Linked DNA regions of Homo sapiens: regions 1, 2 and 4 are each linked to region 3. The links are chromatin loops, found by intact Hi-C in ENCODE. Cell type or tissue: PC-3. All regions are shown on one strand.

What was found. Hi-C counts contacts between places; a loop is a spot of excess contacts. Peaks named below come from ENCODE experiments on the same cell type or tissue, not always from the same donor. Only the 100,000 strongest peaks of a DNase experiment are listed, where the experiment ranks them.
Region 1: it touches region 3 in a loop (7-fold over the local background); 5 of 110 quality-filtered maps call a loop at or near these places.
Region 2: a loop joins it to region 3, with 5 times the contacts of the local background. A loop is called at or near these places in 10 of 110 quality-filtered maps.
Region 4: it touches region 3 in a loop (15-fold over the local background); 30 of 110 quality-filtered maps call a loop at or near these places.

The regions. Positions count from the first base shown.
Region 1 is chr1:246,490,803-246,495,802 of GRCh38, reverse strand. The region is part of intron 1 of SMYD3 (SET and MYND domain containing 3); the gene reads left to right. Among named protein-coding and RNA genes, the nearest start is that of SMYD3, 14 kb to the left of the region's middle. In PC-3, a CTCF peak has its summit at 2,981 (motif pointing right); a DNase peak (open chromatin) is centred at 2,982.
Region 2 is chr1:246,448,325-246,453,324 of GRCh38, reverse strand. All of the region lies in intron 1 of SMYD3 (SET and MYND domain containing 3), which reads left to right. Among named protein-coding and RNA genes, the nearest start is that of SMYD3, 56 kb to the left of the region's middle. RefSeq lists an enhancer at 3,395-3,955. In PC-3, a CTCF peak has its summit at 2,382 (motif pointing right); no DNase peak of the experiment used is centred here.
Region 3 is chr1:246,278,303-246,283,302 of GRCh38, reverse strand. All of the region lies in intron 5 of SMYD3 (SET and MYND domain containing 3), which reads left to right. Among named protein-coding and RNA genes, the nearest start is that of SMYD3-IT1, 42 kb to the left of the region's middle. In PC-3, a CTCF peak has its summit at 2,530 (motif pointing right); a DNase peak (open chromatin) is centred at 1,432; H3K27ac peaks cover 1,562 bases.
Region 4 is chr1:246,009,385-246,014,384 of GRCh38, reverse strand. The region is part of intron 5 of SMYD3 (SET and MYND domain containing 3); the gene reads left to right. Among named protein-coding and RNA genes, the nearest start is that of SMYD3-AS1, 97 kb to the left of the region's middle. In PC-3, CTCF peaks have their summits at 1,733 and 1,936 (motif pointing left); a DNase peak (open chromatin) is centred at 1,914.

The sequences.
Region 1 (5,000 bases), 210 kb before region 3:
TTTTTTTTTTTTATTTGGTATTTTTGGTAGAGATGGGGTTTTGCCATTTACTCAGGCTGGTCTTGATCTCCTGAGCTCAAGTGATCCCCCTGCCTTGGCCTCCCAAAGTGCTGGGATTACAGGTGTGAGTCACTCGCATGGCCAAAAAGTGTATATTTGTAATATGTAAAAATTGTTCATAAACTGATAAGAGAAAGCAACTTACTTCTGAAGTAACTAACTAGTTCTTGGGACTTTTTCCCTCTTTGTGTTTGTCTTTGAACAGCTCTCATCTTTAGATTTCCTTTGAGAAATTCCCTTGTAACTCGTTGGTTCTCGACATTGGCTACACATTGAAAGCACTCGGGGAGATTTAAGAAATGCTGGTGCATGGGTCCTGCCCTCAGAGATTCTCATTTAATTTGTCTGGAGTGTGGCTGGAGCATAGACCTTTTTTTTTTTTTTTTTTTTTTTTGAGACGGAGTCTTGCTCTGTCACCCAGGCTGGAGTGCAGTGGCATGATCTCGGCTCACAGCAAGCTCCGCCTCCCGGGTTCATGCCATTCTCCTGCCTCAGCCTCCCGAGTAGCTGGGACTACAGGCGCCCGCCACCACGCCTGGCTAATTTTTTGTATTTTTAGTAGAGATGGGGTTTCACCGTGTTAGCCAGGATGGTCTCGATCTCCTGACCTCGTGATCCACCCGCCTTGGCCTCCCAAAGTGCTGGGATTACAGGCGTGAGCCACCGCGCCCGGCAGAGCATAGACATTTTTAATACTCCCCAGATTATTATAGAGCAGTCTGGGTTGACAGCTCCTATCTTTCTTTTCCATCTTCACTGACTCCCTGCTTCTCTGTGCCTTTATATCCAAGGGCTAAGGTAAAATTGCCACAGCTGGGATTAGTCCAACTGCTTATAATATCTATAAATAATTCTGCATGTTCAGTTTTAAACTGGACATTGACATTAGCATGTTCTGTTTACATTTAAATAATTGTCATAGGTAGGACAAACAGGAATTATGTTGAATTTTTAATTGGCATGGTTATGATAGATGTTTCTCACAAATGAATTTGAGTATATAAAAATTTAATCCTTGTTAGCATTTTTTAGCTGCTGTGTTTACGTCTTGTTAGAAAGTAGATGTTAATTGGAAAGATTTATGTTGTACCAATGATCAAGAAACCTTGGGTAGTAGGTAACAGTTTCTCTGGGCAGTTTAATTTTTGAGTTTTTGACTCTAATATTGGATGCTCAGTTTTAGTGGTGAAAACTTAAGCATCTTACAAAAAGACTTACTTAAAATCTATGAATCATTGGTATTTTACACATTTACCTGTGGAATTTAAAAATATCCAGATGTCTGAGCAACATCCTTAAGGGTCCCATAATTGTTTAAAGCTTCACAGGTAATGCTAATGCATAGCCAGAGTTGAGAACCTTTGGGAAAGGAATAAAAAAAAAGTCATGATACCAGTGAAATAAGTGGTAGAGATAACAACTATGGAGGAATAACTAATTGGGAAATGTGCATACATTGTTTAGTAGACCATTATGACTGCAGCGAAGTGCTGTTTGTATAGATGATAGATTATAAGTTGGGATAGCGTCTGTGATACAGAAGGCCTTGCTGAGGTTAAGAGATTTTGAACTTTATTTTCTAGGTACAACTCTTGAGGAGCCCATAGAGATTTTTGGGCTGCAGTATGAGGTGCACATGGAAGATTTGTGTAGGAGTCCTGATTTGGGTGAATTTTGTGATGAGGGAGAGAAGTGGAAAGACTGGAGATGAGGATTCCAGTTAGGAGAAAATGTGCGTTATTCTAGATGTGAAGTGATGAAGGCCTGAGCTAGGGGACTGGTAGAGGGCCTGGAACCAAACATGTTGAGGAGTTCACCCACGTTGTTGACCGATTAAAGGGCAAGGAAGCAGTGAAGGGTGAGTGCTGGGTTTTGAGCTAGAACTATTGGAATAGTGGTGACAGTACTGCTCTGTGGTGAAGGGTGAGTGCTGGGTTTTGAGCTGGAACTATTGGAATAGTGGTGACAGTACTGCTCTGTGGTGAAGGGTGAGTGCTGGGTTTTGAGCTGGAACTATTGGAATAGTGGTGACAGTAGTGCTCTGTGGTGAAGGGTGAGTGCTGGGTTTTGAACTATTGGAATAGTGGTGATACTACTGCTCTGTGAAGTCATTGGTGTGAGTGTGATCTCCCAGTAGTAAGTTAGGCAGCAAAAGATAGCATTGCTGAGGATCAAGCTTAAGAGAAAAAGCTTCTCAGGATTGGGAGACCATAGAAGACCTCCATAAATGGGTTAATAGTGCCCCTTTTTGGCCTAGTTTTTACTGCCTGGGTAAGTAGGGTAAGTAAGTTAATCTGAGTCTCAGTTTTGCCTTTTTGAAATGAAGGTATTGAGTGATTTCTGACATCCTTTTTAAGTTTTCTGCAGTTTTAGAAACCATTTATGTATTTGCTACAGCTGCCTCCTCCTACTCCTCTTTCTTTTTATTTATTTATTTTTTCAGAGAGACAAGGTCTCACTATGTTGTCCAGGCTGGCCTCAAACTCCTGGCCTCAAGTGATCCTCCTACCTCAGCCCCCCTCTCCTCCCCCCCAGTAGCTAGGACTACAGACCAATGTGCCTGGCCACCTCCTCCTTTTTTTGTAACAGCTTTATTGAGATATAACTCATATACCATACCATTTGCCTATTTAAAGTGATATAAAGTAACATTAACTTTACCCTTTTATTTATTTAAGTGTACCCTTCGGTGGCATTAAGTACATACTAATATCACCATAATCAACTTTAGAAAATTCTTATCACCCACAAAAGAAACAATGTACCTTAAGGCTGTCTTCCACTGTAATTAAACAGAGGAAAACATAAGGATTAAACCCTTGAATTGAGGCTTTACCATGTACCTGCCTTGTGAATTTACAGGGCCAGTTAGAAATCCCTTCCAGTTCAAACCGGCTCCTTGCAGTGCTGACCCACGAGGTGGCAGTGTGGGAACACTAGGAAGGAAAAGGGCTGGAGGAATCCACCTCTATATTTAGAAACAGGCTGTACACAGTTAACATCTATTTGTAGTGGTACATGTAGTTGTTATCCAGGCATCCTCAGAGGATCATAGATTGAAAGTCTCCTAGCTGAAGATTTTGCTAATGCAGAGTAGTGGCCTTACTTGTTGGTCATGTTTCCTAGTCATCTAAACCTGTGTTAACCTTCTTGCCTGGTTTCTATCGTTTGTTAAATAGTGACTCTTTCATCATTTAAATGACTCTTGCTGTGTCTGGGAATCGTCTGTCTAGTCTTTCAGCCATTTTTTGTTTCTCGCTTACCTTTTTGCCCCAGTACTTTCTTGGGTCCCTTTCTACCCTATCCATCGTTTGTCCTTTTTCCTCCTAGTCAGGAGCCATCGGCGTTCTCTGAGATACCGGTTCTTAGCTTTAGCTGCACACTGGAATCACCTGGGGAGCTTGGAAAAATCCTGATGCCTAGGCTACACTCAGTACTGATCGAATCAGAGCCTTTGGAGGTGGGACGCAGGCATCATTATTTTTTAATCTCTAATTACCTACTAAATATTTTTCTGTCATCATCTTTTATTCAGTCTGAAAAACATGGACTAATTTAACTAGATTAAATAAAAATATAGATTTTAAATATTATAGATTAGATTTATAATATTTCAGTTGGATGCTATCCACTCAAGCGATGTATGAGTCTCAACTTTTTCTCTTGAATTGCCTACTAACAGTTTTTTTTATTCTTACTTGGAAATGTCACTTATATTGCTTTCTTTCTTCTATTCCTACTGCCACCATCCTAGAACAGGCTCTAGCTTTAGTTCCTGCCGTCCAGCCAGGGAGCACATCGGTAGTTGAACAGAGTTGCGTTCAGACATGATTACAGAGTGGTCTTGTTTTCGTTTTGATCCATCACGGTCACAGAGTGGCCTTGTCTGAGGTCCATGTTCTGTGAAATTGTGTATGTTCAACAGAAGGACACCAGTGCCTCCCTGTGAGGGCCTGGCCAGCTTGGAGCAACACCTGCCTACCTGATAGTATCGGTCAGTTCCTGCAGCTCCTCTCTAGAGGACCGATGGTATCAGCCAGGGGCAGCTCCTCTCTAGAGCTGTGTCTTAGTTGATTATATCTGTTTGCAGATCCTCCCTACTGCAATCTGTTCTATGAAGTGTTGCCATATTAGTAGTCTTCCTTAAATATGCCTTTAATGACTGATTCTTATTTCTCTCTCTTTTTTTTTTTTTTTTATTTGAGACGAAGTTTCGCTCTTGTTGCCGAGGCTGGAGTGCAATGGTGCGATCTCGGCTCACTGCCACCTCCACCTCCTGGGTTCAAGCGATTCTCCTGCTTCAGCCTCCCCGCTAGCTGGAATTACCGGTGTCCGCTACCATGCTTAGCTAATTTTTTTGTATTTTTAGTACAGACGGAGTTTTGCCATGTTGGCCAGGCTGGTCTTGAACTCCTGACCTTAGGTAATATGCCTGCCTCGGCCTCCCAGAGTGCTGGGATTACAGGCGTGATCCACCGCGCCCGGCTGACAGATTCTTATTTCATCAAGCATAACTAGTGGTCCTTTCTAATCTGGCCCAACTCTGGCCAGCTTTATTTCCCAGTGTATCCTGTGTTTTAGTCTGACTGGTCTCAGTGCCTTGTGAACCGGTCATACTTACTCTCACTTTGGTGCTTTCCCTTGTCTTATCCTCTTTATGAGTTATGTGAGTTGGGGCAAACTACTTAACAGCTCTGAACTTTGTTTTCTTAATCTTGAACCCTGCCTCTTCAGATTATCCTCAGAATTAAAAGAGATAAAACATGTGGAAGTATTTTGTGTATAACAGGTACTCATACTTAATACGTGTTCTTTCCTTGCTCTACTTAGTTCTCATTGATTGATCTTTTTAAAAGACCATTTATTTATTTAATTTGAGACAGGGTCTCACTCTGTTGCCCAGGCTGGGGTGCAGTGGCATGATCATGGCTCACTGCAGC
Region 2 (5,000 bases), 170 kb before region 3:
ATCTGCATATATGGATACTTCCGCCTCCTTCAGTCCGATATCGTGTTTCATATAGCATAGTGGTGAGAAGCACCGGCTCTGGAACTATGACTGCTTGTGTGTTAAGCCTGTTTCTACTAACTTGCTAGCTATGTGACTTTGCGCAAGCTACTTATGTTCTCTGTGCCTTGCTCTCTCCCTCTGTAAAATGAGATAATAATAGTACTGCCTTATTATTATGACGATTATATGAATTAAATGATTTAGTATTTGTAAAGTGTTCAGAACAGTATCTGACATATAGTAAGCACTGTAAAAATGTGTGGTAAATAAATAAAACTCACATAAGATTTTTTTTCCCTTGCATTGGCTAGTATGGTACTTCTAGATGAATATTAATCTAGAAGCCCAATGGTGGGCTTTCTTTATTCCTCCCAGACTTCAACAGAAATGCTTGTGTGTGTCATTGTTTTAGTGTTTCAGTAATGTTTCCAGTAAAACATTAGAAAGTTATAGACTGATATGAAATGTATTTTTCCATTATGTTAAGGAAATAGTCATCTATTGCTATTTTGCTAAGCGTTAAAATCAGGAACGGTTTAAAAATTTCATCATGTCTATTTGGCATCTACTTAGATGGTCATATAACTTTTCTTTTTTGACCTACTTATATGGTTGCTTGTATGAGTAGAGTTCCTAATAGTGAACTCTCCTGGAATCACTGGAGTAAACAGTTGTGCCTATAGCCTATCCTTCATTTAGTGCATTTATGAGTTCTCATTGCTATTACTTTTAAAGTTTTTGCACCAATATTTATAAATGAGTCTTTTTTTTCCGTTTCTTTTTTGAAACGGAGTCTTGGTTTGTGGCCCAGGCTGGAGGTGCGAACTCTGTCCACTGCAACTTCCACCTCCCAAACGAGTTCAAACGATTCTCGTGCCTCAGCCTCCCCAGTAGCTGGTAGTACAGGTGCACAACACCACCCATAATTTTTGTATTTTTAGGAGAGACAAGGTTCTGCCATGTTGGCCAAGCTGGTCTCGAACTCCTAGCCTCAAGTCATCCACCCATCTTGGCCTCCCAAAGTGCTAGAATTACAGGTGTGAGCCACCGCCCCTGGCCCGCAAGTGAGATTTGACAGTAATTTTTAATGTGTTCGTTGTCAGGTTTTGGTGTCACTGTGTGATGCTGTAAGTATTTGACAGTTTCCTTCCTTTTTCTATATTTTAGAAAAGTTTAGGTTTAGTGATCTATTCTTTTAAAATTTAAAAGAATGTTAAATTAGAATAGGAAGTGAGAGATTTAGTCCTGCTGTCTTAATTTCACAGATGAAGAAACAGTGGCTTCTTTACAGCCACTTCATGTCAGCTACTTGGGGTAAGCAGTTGCGGTTGTGCTACGGAGGTGAGGAAATAACATTTATTGAGCATTTATGTAGGCATTTAAAAAAACAGTATATTTTTGATGTACTTGTTAGATTTGGGTTTTGCTTATTTGATATCTAAAGTTAAAGTAAAAAAATTTTATTGACTAAAAAAAACTACTTTTTAGAGTAGTTTTAACTACATAGCAAAATTGAGTGCGTAGCACAGAGAGTTCGCATAGACCCTCTTCCTCTACACATGCACAGCCTCCCCTACAATGGACACCCCCCGCCAGAATGGCACGTTTGTTGCAACCGATCACCTTCTACTCATGACATTATCACCCAAAGTGAATAGTTTACATTAGCGTTCACCCTTGGTGTTGTAAATCCTATGGGTTTTGACATATGTGTAATGACATGTATCCACCATCATCATATCATAGAGTAATTTCCCTGCCCCCTGAATCCCCTGTGCCCTACATATTCATCCCTTCCCTCCCCAGCTCCTGGTCATCACTGATCCTTTTACTGTCTCTATAGTTTTGCCTTTTCCTAAATGTCATACAGTTGGAATCGTATAGTGTGTAGCCTTTTCACATTGGCTTCTTTCGCTTAGTAATATTCACTTAAGTTTCCTCCGTGTCTTTTCAGAGCTTGATAGCTCATTTATTTTTAGTGCAGAATAATATTTCATTGTTTATAAAATGCTGTTGGTTTTGAATGGCTGAATGTCTTTCCCGAAGATAACTTAGTCACCTTTTAATCCCAGAATCTTGTCAGTCAGCTAACAGATATTTATTGAAGGCCAGCAAAGTGCTTTGCCATTCTCCTAAACCCTGAGGAGACAGCAGTGATCAACACAGACAAGAGCTGTGTCTGTCCTTCTGGAGCCTGGCATAATTTCCAGGACCGGCAGGCACCTGCTGAATGTTTGTGGTTGAAGTATGTTAGTTTGTGACCCACCATTGGGAGATTCTTTGTCTTTAGGGAATTTCCAAATGTGGTAATATGCATTTATTTACACTAGGTGGTGGTAGAGTCATGTACACTGAACAGTTGGCACCTTAATTAAGTCACTAATTGTTTGCTTATAAATATAGTTCACTTCATAATGATTAAAATTTAAATACGTTTATATTAATTCACTGGAATGTAATCATTAATTAAAATGTGAACTTGTAGTACATCTTTCAGAATAAATCCCAATAAGTAGACTTTCTCAAATTCTTCAGTTTGCTTCCTTTGTTTAATAATCACGCATTTACTGAGATTCAGTTACATGCTAGGCATTGTGCCAGCGTGGAGGATTCAGTGTCGAATATGATTCCTTTTTGTCCTTGAGATGTCACAGTTTAGTGAGGGAGACAGAAATGAGACTAGATCCATTAAGTGCAGTGGAATGCCTATGTCTTAAGTATACCATTCGATGAATTCCGACAAATGCATACACCTGTGTAACCCAAATCTTTATGAAATTATAGATCACTGCCATCTTGGGGTGGGCATTTTTCAGGGCCGTGTGCAGCTGAGTAAGCAAAAGAAGCAGGTTGAGAGAAGAACAACGGAGGTGATCAAATCAAGCATTTCCTGAGAGAGCAGCCTGATTTATTGAGTTATTTATCAGTTGAAACTCAGTCTTTGGGAGTCTGGGATGTCCCTATAGTTCTGTTGATGAGTTTTTTTTTTTTGAGATAGAGTTTCGCTTTTGTTGCCCAGGCTGGAGTGCAATGGTGCGATGTCGGCTCACCTCAACCTCCGCCTCCCGGAGGCGTTCAAGCCATTCTCCTGCCTCAGCCTCCTGAGTAGCTGGGATTACAGGCATGTGCCGCCACGCCCGGCTAATTTTGTATTTTTAGCAGAGATGGGGTTGCTCCATGTTGGTCAGGCTGGTCTCGAACTCCCGACCTCAGGTGATCTGCCCACCTCGGCCTCCCAAAGTGCTGGGATAATAGGTGTGAGCCACCATGCCCGGCCTGTTGATGAGATTTTACATGAACTAGTTTGGGTCATTTTCTGTCACAGTAGTCAAAACGGTATGCCGAAGCTGCAACACTCATCTTTTAGTTTCTAAAGTGAGGGACTTGGCTCTATACTCCCAATAACATTACTTAAAAACAAACAAAAAAAACCTTTCCACACCTAACGTCAGCAGGTTCATACTCACAGGATTAAAGGTTTCAAAGCTGAAGAACATAGCCCAGTCAGAGCACCTGACTTCATTGACACTTCTCTGTGTCAGGCACGGTGTCCTTTTGTGTTTATTTTCTCTTCTTAGGGCAGCCCTAAGCAGTGGGTGCTTATTGTTCCCTTCATGGAGAACATCAGTGAGGAAATGGGCGTTCAAAGAGATTCTAGAACTTGCATCAGGTAATCGCTGGAGAAGTCAGATTTCCAAACACAGGTCTCACGTTCAAAGAGATTATAGAACTTGCATAAGGTAATCGCTGGAGAAGTCAGATTTCCAAACCCAGGTCTTCCTGGCTCCAAAGCAGGTCCCTCCTGCCCCATATCACACTGTCTCAGAAGAAGGAATTCTAAGTTAAAGAGCAAAAACATCACAAAAATAACTAATTGATTTTATTCTGGTTGTGGAAATAAATGAGGTCTACCCAAATGAGTACAATCAAAGGCTACTTATTCAGAGCTTTCTTTATATAGTAAGGGAATCCACCACCATCTATTCAATTTGGTGGAGATTCAAGGAAGACAGAGGAATGGGAAAACTTTTGTTTATTTTATTTTTTTTCTGGAGATAGGCTCTTGCTCTGTTGACCACGTGGAGTGCAGGGGCGTGATCATGGCTCATTGCAGTCTCGACCTCCCAGGCTCAAGTGACTCTCCCATCTCAGTCCCCCCTGAGTAGCTGGAACTACAGGCATGTGCTACCATGTCCAGCTAATTTATTTTTATTTTTTGTAGACACTGGGTCTCACTATGTTTCCCAGGCTCATCTTGAAGTCCTGGGCTCAAGTGATCTTCCTGCCTTGTCTTCCCAAAGTGTTGGGATTACAAGTGTGAGCCACTGTGCCCAGCAGGGTAAACTTTAGAGTGGAAAAAAGGGAAGGTTTCAGGTATGCCCTGTTTGTAGGCTGTTCCTGTGGGAAGCTGTAGGTGAGCCAACTAAAAGCATAGCAACCTGTGTGATTAGTTAAGGGTACATTTTTGGCTTTCTCTGGTTGGTCCTACATTGGAAGCAGGAGCAAAAATTAGGGAAGCTGACAGTTACTAATCATTTCCTGGCCATTTTGTCCTTTTTTTTTTTTTTTTTTTTTTTTAAAAAAAAGAGATGAGATCTTGCTGTGTTCCCCAGGCATGATCACAGATAGTGTGGCTTTGTACAAATTCTTAAGGGCATTGTTGGGCTTCCTGGGCTAGTTGCTAGACAGTAACCAGTCTGACTTCCTAGACTGGTTATTGTAGATAATAGGTTGGTTGCCTGGGCTTGTAGCTGCAGGTCGTGGGTCGTAGTTACCTACGATCTGGCCTTTGACCATTTGTTTATTTAGTCTCTCAGTAGATATGTTGGGGATGGGTATTCCCTGCCAACAAATTGATTGTATAACATATTCAAAGTTCTGTTTTCATAGGATAATGACAGTTGACTTTTGGAAAGGGAAGAGTAGAGGATGAGGAGAAGAGCATTTATTGAACAGCA
Region 3 (5,000 bases):
CTAAGCTCTGTGCATATGATCACTCACTGTTACACTCTTGGCAATGTTATTATCTCTGGCTTAGGAAAGTAGATGACATGCCCAAGATTACATTTGTAGAACTGTGGTGTGAACCCAAGCCACCCTGAGTCCAGATCCCAAAAGCTTGACCACTGTTTTATTTTCTATGGGGGGTTACATGCTCCCTCAGTAAGTTTTAGATTTTTAAGGTGCCATTGTTGAGCAGAAGAACCTTTAGAGCTCCTTATTTCTTTTGTGGCTTTTCCTGTCTCAGGGAAGGTGCAGGCAGAGGAAGTTAAATTCCGATCACTCTGAAGGAAGAAGTTTGCAGCAGTGGTAGGATGATATAGAAAGTATTGACAGTGCTGAGAATCTGGGATTATTTATTCTTGTTTGGAGTGAGAGACTGGATCTTCAGTTTACTTTAGATAATTAACAACTGCAACAAACCAGGTTGATTTATTACATTTTCTAGTTAGATTTTGTTGACTGTTCAGTTATTCTAGTCATGAATAAATTTTTATCATTTTTCCCCATAACATATGTTGAAGCAGAAGTCTCATCTGCTAGAAGCAACATTTAAAGTGCTTGCATAACAATATTGTTGATACAGAAGATTTTTTGTATCCAAACAAAGAAGTTAACTACTGTGCTTCATTTATCTTCATCTGTCTGAAGTACCAAGAAAAGAGATGTGGAAAAATAATGATAGGTAAGCAAAAGAAAAGAAAAATACATGCAGCTTTTTTTTTTTGGAACAAATAATTTTATTTTTTAAAATTATTATTAATTTTTTTGAGACAGGGTCTTGCCCTGTTGCCTAGGCTGCAGCACAGTGACGCCACCTTGGCCCACAGCTCACTGCAGCCCCGACCTCCTGGGATCAAGCGATCCTTCCATCTCAGCCTTTTGAGTAGCTGGGCCTACAGGTGGGCAACACCACCCCCAGCTAATTTTTTTGCTTTTTTTTTTTTTTTTTTTTTTTTTTTTTTTTTTTGTAGAGATGAGGGTCTTGCCATGTTGCCCAGGCTGGTCTCAAACTCCTGGGCTCAAGCAGTCCTCCTGGCTTGGCCTCCCAAAGTGCTAGGATTACGGGCATGAACCACTGCACCTGACCAGGAAACAATTTTTAGACCTCTACATTATATTTGTTTTTATGATCTTCTGTCTTTCCTACTATGCCATGATCTATATAAGTAAAGTATACATATTTGGACCTTTAAAACTGGATTCACATAGTCCCCGTCTTGCAGAACTATTTTTCACATCATTTGGTCTTGTAGATATGTTACAAAAACAGAAAGGAATTTAATGACATTCTACCTCCTCTCTCTTTTTTCCTCTTTAATAGGTTTCATTTCCAATAGCCCAGCACCAGTGTGTCATTGTCCTCTGATTTAGGAGTCCTTTTTCTGTTTGATTTTGAGCTGACTGGTAGTATGAGCTGTATTGACATAGCATTCTGTTTACTTATGTCTTGGAACTTCTCCTTTTCTTTCCATAGTCACGTATGGGTGTCTGTGCTCAGGAATCAAAGCCTTTGCCTCTTCTTTCTTTTCCTCCACTGTTTTCTCAGTGCCTAAGCATAGGTTATGCCCATAGTATGTATTTAGTAGCTACATTCTTTCAATAATATTTTCATTTGTATGTTTTGCAGATGTTTTTAGAGTGCCTACTATGTGCCTTTACTGAGGTATATGAGGTTCTGAGGATACAGAGATGACAATAACGTAATTTCCTGTGCTTAAGGTGTTTGCTGTTGTTTAGAGGAGAAACATCTCTTTAAAGGAAAAACATTGCGGTATGATATGATCAGTATTCTCACAGAGCTTTACTCACCCATGATACAAGCTTGAGCATAAAATCACCTATCTCACAGAGTTACTGAGTAGGGTAAATGTGATAGTGTGTGGAAAGCACCTAACTGTAGTAGTCTCTGGCACATAGTAGGTTGCCAATCAATGGCAGCCATTATAATTCATAAAGCACAGTGAGTTCACAAAGAAGGAAGAGAACACATTGTCCTGGGCCATTTCAGTAACGAATCTCAAGTGACCTGGCACCAGTGAGGCAGGCTCTACCACGGGCTGAATGGGGACCCCACTTCCTTCTCACCTGTGTGGTGTCCAATGATATGCTAGAATTGAATTCTCAGATGTATCTTTTCAATGACTCATAAATGCCTGTAAGTACCTGGAGGGCAGGTGCTGTGATTAGAAAAATCTTTATTTCCCGGCAGTCTTTGAGAAATCTGTAAATGTCTATTGAGTGCATTAGGTTTTAGAATAAATTCATAGGCTATAGGAGATACTTCTTTGGAATATTAGTGTGATTTTAATTGCTAGGTTTTTGCAAATAAAATAGACAAAGGTCTGAGGAAGGCATCCTTCCATTTGGAATTTGGTACAACTAGCCATCTTTGTCCCACGTTTTGTTTTTGAGGTGGCAGCCTGATCAAATATAGGTTGAACTATAGAATGCAGTTAGCTCTTGAAGCATCTGATAAATGCAGAAACAGAAAAGATGAGGCCAGCAGGGGTCAGTTTAATACCAGTTTAAGTTGCAAGCACAGTGTTTTTTTAATTCTCTGTAAAGTGGAATGATAATAGAAACTGACATGCACAGTCTAAATGTAAGCTTTAACATTTCAAGCTACAGTAGGAGATTGCCAAAAATTGAGGTAGATGTCTTTAACATTCTTTTAAAGAGAGAAATGGAGATTTCACTGTGTTGCACTGGCTGGACTCGAACGCCTGGGCTCAAGCAATCCTCCTGCCTCAGCCTCCCAAGTAGCTACTGTGCCCAGCTTCTCTAAGATTTTTAAGTAGATGATGGAGATTATTAGTGACAGAAGGTAAACTATGGAATGTGGATAGTTTAGCTCTCTTTTCTGTCGCATGGCAGCATAGGACTTTCAGCCAAACCGATTTACTCCACTAACTGGCTTGTACTGACAAGTGCTAGAAAAAGCCTGACTATATCATGTGCATTTCTTTGATGTTCGTTACTTGGTAGACTTTATAAAATAATACTTTGTGCCTATTTTTTTCCTAGCTGGTTATAAAGAAAAGTTAGTTTTAGTTATAGCTTGCATATGAAATGTCAATATTTCCAAGTTACAGTTATAAGAAACTGAGCATGGAATGATTACTTGAGGACATTAAACTTTAAATAAAATCACCTCATGCTACTATATATATTCCTTTGTTATCTTCGTGGATATGAATGGCCTTTTCTTTGCAACCTAATGTATGGCATTCACATTTATAAGACTAGGCTCCCAAATCCTAAGAACATCGTGTGTGCTAAACTCAGAATTCTGCATACTAATCTTACTTACTACGAGTAAGTACTCTTAGCAGATAAAATTGTTTTCTTGATGCCTTAGTACACTTTCCCCCCAAGATACTATAATTGTTCAACTAAAGATTTTTATATAATGTAGAATGATAGACTCTTAGACCTGGAAGACGCCTTAAGGATCATAAAGCCTTGTTTTATAGAGAAGTTGTGTGATGCGTCACAGGCAGGGCTGTCCCTGGCAGAGCAATTCACACTTCTTGGACTGTTCTTCCCCATGGTACTACACTATCGTCTTTTCTCTCCCTACTCTATTCTTCCCTGTTCAATAGTCTGCATATTTGAGCTTCCTGCTAAATATGTTATAGAGGTTAAATAACTGCCTTTGTCTTGCATCCCACTTCCTCTTTAGCTGTAGAGTAGAACCCCATGCACATAACCATTGGTCTCAACAATCTTTTTTTTTGTTTTTGTTTTTGTTTTGAGAAGGAGTCTTACTCTGTCGCCAGGCTGGAGTGCAATGACATGATCTTGGCTCATTGCAACCTCCGCCTCCCGGGTTCAAGTGATTCTCCTGCCTCAGCCTCCCAAGTAGCTGGGATTACAGGCACGCGCCACCATGCCCAGCTAATTTTTGTGTTTTTAGTAGAGATGGGGTTTCGCCATGTTGGCCAGGCTGGTCTGGAACTCCTGACCTCAGGTGATCCACCCGCCTCAGCCTCCCAGAGTGCTGGGATTACAGGTGTGAGCCACCGCGCCCGGCTGGTCTCAACAATCTTACATTGTAGCTTAAGTGGCTCTTTGGGATTGTTGTGTCATGTCCACTGGGGCCACTTAGAGCCAAGGGGTGTGTGTCTCCACAGAAGGGAGTAAGGCCCTGGCTTTAAAGGACAGTAGGTACTGTTCTCCAGTGCTCTTAGAACTGTTGTGAAGTCTGTGAGTCACATGTAGTAGCACTTTAGGGCCTAGAGGATGCTGGACTTGAGTGGTTGCTCCTGTCATGGTGTCAGGAAGGAACACAGGGCAGCATGACTTGTTAAAGAAGTTGCTGCATGATCCTGACAACAGTCAGGCAGCTCTGCCTAGCGCTTGTGTTCTGAAAATGCCGACTTTATTGGGTGTATTGTTTTTTCTTTTTAACCATTTAGGTATCTTCTCCTCTGTTTATATTTTTTATTTTGTATAATGAATTATCACATACTTTGTGGCCTAAAGCAGCATATATTTTTTAATCGTATGGTTTCTGTGGGTCAGGTGTCCACACACACCTGGATCCTCCATGTAGGGTCTCATAAAGCTCTCGTCAAGGTGTCAGCTGGGCTGTGTTCTCGTATGGAAATCCGGGGAAGAAGCCACTTCCCAGCTCGCTTGGGCCACTGAAAGAATTTATCTCCTTGCATCAGTAGGACTCAGGGCCCTGGCTTCTTGCCGGCTCTTGGCTGAAGTCTACCCACAGTTCCTGGAGACCACCCACAGTTCCTTCTCAGGTAGGGCTTTCCCCACATGACCATGTACTTTATTAAGTCAGCAAGAAGAGCTTCTAGTGAAGATCTGATGGCAAGATGGAGTTTTATGAAATGTAATTGGCAGGAGTGACATATACCTTTGCCATATTCTGTTAGAAGCAAGTCACAGATCATGCCCATACATAAGGGGCAAGGCGAGGGGATTGTACAAAGGCCTGCACACCCCAAGGAGGT
Region 4 (5,000 bases), 270 kb after region 3:
TATAGGCCGCACTTGACAATGTGTTGCTTAGGACAGATACTCACTTTTTTATTTGTTTGTTTGTTTGAGACAGTCTTGTTCTTCACCCAGCCTGGAGTGCAATGCCGCAATCTCGGCTCACTGCAATCTCCACCTCCTGGGCTCAAGCAATTCTCCTGCCTTAGCCTTCTGAGTAGTTGGGATTACAGGCTGCACCACCATGCCCGGCTAACTTTTGTATTTTTAGTAGAGACGGGGTTTCGCCATGTTGGCCAGGCTGGTCTCGAACACCCGACCTCATGATCCGCCCACCATGGCCTCTCAAAGTGTTGGGATTACAGGCGTGAGCCACCACGCCTGGCCGACAGATACTTGCTTTTAATGCAAAATTGCTGATGAAAGCCAAATTCCTCCAATGCCTCTGAACTCTAGGTGATGTATTTTAATTTTTTCCTCTGTATTCTCTTTTTTCTATTTATAAAACAATAAGATACTGTGTACCGTATACCAGAAAGCTTCTTGAGGGTACTTGTCCAACCCTCTCATCTCAGAAAGCAGGAATGTGGATGTTTGATGCTATGTGACAGGGACAGTACAAAAAACACACATCATCTCTTTCTAGTGCTGCTTATTATTTTCTGTGTAATTCTCCGTATATGTGCTCATTGACTTTTATACATTTTTGAGTACTTCTCCAGCTACACATGCCAGACTGTCTAATACCTGGCGTGTCCCTTTAGGCTGGTGATTTACCCATCAGTCAGTTTGATCTCATCCCTGCTGCATTGACGAGATTTTCATTGTTAAATTGCTTTAAAAAAACACCACAGATTCAAAATTAAATAAATGTAACATATCAAACCAATAACTGTTACATTATAGGCTAGAAACCACAGAGTACCTGCTGCTACATTATAAAATTATGTGGCCAGGTGCAGTGGCTCATGCCTGTAGCCCCAGCACTTTGGGAGGCCAAGGCAGGTGGATCACTTGAGGTTGGGAGTTCGAGACCAGCCTGGACAACATGGTGAAGCCCCATCCCTACTAAAAATACAAAAATTAGCTGGACATGGTGGCACGTGCCTGTAATCCCAGCTACTCGGGAGGCTGGGGCACTAGAATCTCTTGAACCCAGGAGGTGGAGGTTGCAGTGAGCCAAGATCGCAGTACTTTACTCTAGCTGGTGTGAAAGAGTGAGACTCCATCTCAAAAATAATAATAAAATAAAATAATGCATGTGAACAAAAAACTGAGCTATAGATATTGAATGAGGAATTCTTGACATGGCACTTTTCTCCTATTTAAAGCTCACACAAAAACCCTAGGAAACGTGGTCTTGTCTTCTCGGCACATGTGAGAATGGTCCTGACTTCTGTGTTTTCCTTGTGGGAATGTAAGACCTGTTTCTGTTGATTCCTTTCAAATATGGAGCATGCTCTTTTGTAGCAGAAGAGTGAAAACAGCGCCTACCAGAAATGTCAGTACAGTAGAGTGCTTTTCTTGATGTGAATTAAGATTTCTCAGAACTTCGCTTTCTCAGTCATTTGCCCAAAGTGTGCCCCAGGACCTTGTAGTGTATCCTTTCTCTTGTATGTGTGGCAGGAATGGGTGGGTGACAGACATGTATATGATAATTGAGGATCAGAACATATGTGATGGAGTCGATTTTCCTTCTGCCTTTTCCCTGCTTTGCTGTTTCCTCAAGGGAAATGATGCCTGTGCATAGACTATTGTGTGGGGAGGGGCGTGGGTATGGGGAGAGTAGCACTTGGTGAAACTGCATTTACACAAATCTCAATGTTTTCCTGCATGCATTTGCATTTACTACATAGGAACATATGCACACGCTGTCGATAGAGGCGGTTACAAAACTGTTAATGCCTCCTGGAAGGTGAAATCACAAACTGCAAAGGTTTCTTGCCAGGGAAAATGTAGAAATGACACTGCCACCTGTTGTTTAAACCAGAGAATTGCTACAAGTTCTGTTGCACCCATGAAGGGGGCAAATGCTGGGAGTAGATTTCTCCTCTCTCCTCACGTGGAAACTCTACTTATTTATTGATAACCGGTACATTTGCTATAAAATAGTCTATCAAATGTGGGTTTTCACAGTGTGAAATAAGAGGAAAATAATTTATTGAAAACATGCTTGGGTCTTTATTGTCATGGTGTGTGGTTTTCAACGCTTTATGTAATGGAGCCTAAGGCTTTCTATTTTGTGTAGTTTTTCCCTCAAGAAGACAACAAAGGAATTTCTCTTCCTTATGCTAATGGTGGATGAAAAGGTAGGAAAGTACTTGGGGCTAGTGTCGTTGGCTTATGTTCAGTCATCGAGCAAGCAGTTGGTAGCCAGTATCAGTGGATAATGATATTGACAGCCAGTACCAGCAAGCAATTGGTAGCTGGTATCAGTGGACAATGATATTGACAGCCAGTACCAGCAAGCAATTGGTAGCTGGTATCAGTGGATAATGATACTGACGGCCAGTATCAGTTTCATTTGGGTGTCTGATGAAAAACTTAGTTCTTCTGCAGTGAGGAAAGGGTAGCTATTGAGGGTACTAAGAGCTGGTGTTCAGTTTGTGTAGTGGAGCAAGCGTAAACTTAGCAAGATAAGGAGTTTGTGTGTGATCATGCAGATTTCAGTGAGTTATCAATCCACTTTAATGCTAGAGCCAGTGCCCCTCCACCCATATTAATTAGTTATGCCATTCTCCTATGTGAATTACCATGGCATAAGTTAGTGGTTTTAACAGAGTTAATGAACTCTGTTGAGATAGCTGGGTCAGAAGGCAGCTAACTAAGAGGGAGCTTGCACTGGGGCCTTTGTAAGTAGGAATTCCCACTCACAGCATCGACAGTGGTCTAGGTGATTTTTAAATTCTCCTCCTTTTTATGTCCTTTTTCTAAATTTTACAGGCACATAGGCCAAACCTGTAGTGTTCACTTTCTGACCATGAAAAACCGTTATGAATAATGTTCACTTTCTGACCATGCTAAACCATTATGAGTAAACTTTAAGTCATCTTATTGAGGATTGACACCAGCTGATGATTCCTATATTGGTATTTAAAATTCCAGAAAGTCAAAGCTCAGGCAGAATAGTAAAAGAAAATGAAATAATATGAAGTCCCAGAGAGGAGGAAGGTGGTGTTTGAGGAGTGTTTTTCAACCTTTGGCAATTTCTTCAGCTCTTAGGGCCTTGATTTCCCCATCTATGAAATGGGGAATTCAGATCACAAAAGTTTTGAGGTTCCTTCTGCCTATCATTTTGTTGATGTATTTGAAACTTATCTTGCTAATACACCATTAGATCTCTAAATTTGTAATACGATTTAAAATGTAGATTTCTAGTCCCAATGTGGTGCTAGACTTCGCTCTTCCTGGGCCGCATATGGGGACAAGATGACGTCTTCAGCCGTCTTCAAACCCTGTGACTCTGGAAGCATGTTATATGTCCTTCCTATGTAAGAAAGTATCCAAGTTTTCCTAGGAGACTGTCAAACTAGGATAAGCACACCTTTCCTTGGGGAAACACCATCTTTCCTTAACCTTCTTTAGCTTAATGTTTTTGATATTCAGCACATACTATCTAAATAGATGACGCAGATATCCATAGACACCATGCCATAGTTAATATCTAATGCCTTCTAACAGCTACATATGGAACAATTATTTTAGCCCTCTAAACCTTAAGATTGGATGAGTTTGCCTTTTAATCCAAGAAATATTTTGGGATGAGAAGTCAACTTTTCCCCATTTTTCCTTGTCTTTCCTATTTGGACTTTCTCCGTCACACTGTTCGTTTAATGAATAAGCAAAGATAACTCAGCTGCTTGCCAAAAATGCACTCAGATTTCTCCTGCAAACACTCATTTTTAAGTAAACCAAAGTAGTAGGAAATGAAGAAAACAGAGAGGGAGTTTATTAAATTATGTTTAGGCTTTCTTCCTGGCATCATTGGGCTCTGGATACATGTTGATCAATTCTTATCCATGAGTACATCACGCTAGAGTTTTAGGTCTTTCTCTGCATGGAGAAGCTTCATCTCTGGTGTGAGGTCTGGTAGTGAACTGATGAAGGAGAGGAGAAAACAAGAGCAGGGGGTCACTTTTTAAAAGTCAATTTTTATCCTGCTGTGATTGAATTGTTGCCCCAATAGACAGAGCATACGATTCTGTATTGTTTCTCAACAGAGAACTAGAAGAAGTAAAGAAACTTCTTATGACATTCACAAACACAATTTCTACTGTTATGTTTTAAAATATTGGGGTTTTTGTTGTTTTTTTGTTTTTGTTTTGTTTGTTTGTTTTTTGAGATGGAGTCTTGCTCTGTTGCACAGGCTGGAGTGCAGTGGCGCATTCCCAGCTCACTGTGACCTCTGCCCCCTGGGTTCAAGCGATTCTCCTGCCTCAGCCTCCCTATTAGCTGGGCATGGTAGCACTCACCTGTGATCCTAGCTACTCAGAAGGCTGAGGCAGGAGAATTGCTTGATCTCACGACACGAAGCGGAGGTTGCAGTGAGCCGAGATCACGCCACTGCACTTCAGCCTGGGCAACAGAGCAAGACTCCATCTCAAAAAAAAAAAAAAAAAAAAAAGATCTTACATGAGACAACGTCATATTCCAATAGCTTCTTCTACTTCATTCTAGTTACTCTGCCTGGGGTCACAACAATAATTTTGAAGGTATTTTAATGTCTTTCTCCTTTTTTAAATAAGGAGAATACTAAGACCTGATTGGAGAGACTTGCCTTACGGCTCTGGCCATCTGCAGTGTTGGAAGTAGATGATCTAACTTGAATCTAATATTCTTTCCACTATATGATATATACACAAACCAGTATTGCCTTTTGCGTTGTTACCCTTTTATGTACGTGTGTGTATGTGTATACACACATACATGTTACAAAGTAATCAAGTCCCAGTTAAAAATATATATTCACAAATATTTCTGTGACTTCAAAAAATGTGAAGACTCTTAGTTTAGACAAAAATGCATTAAAGTTAGGATTGTAGACT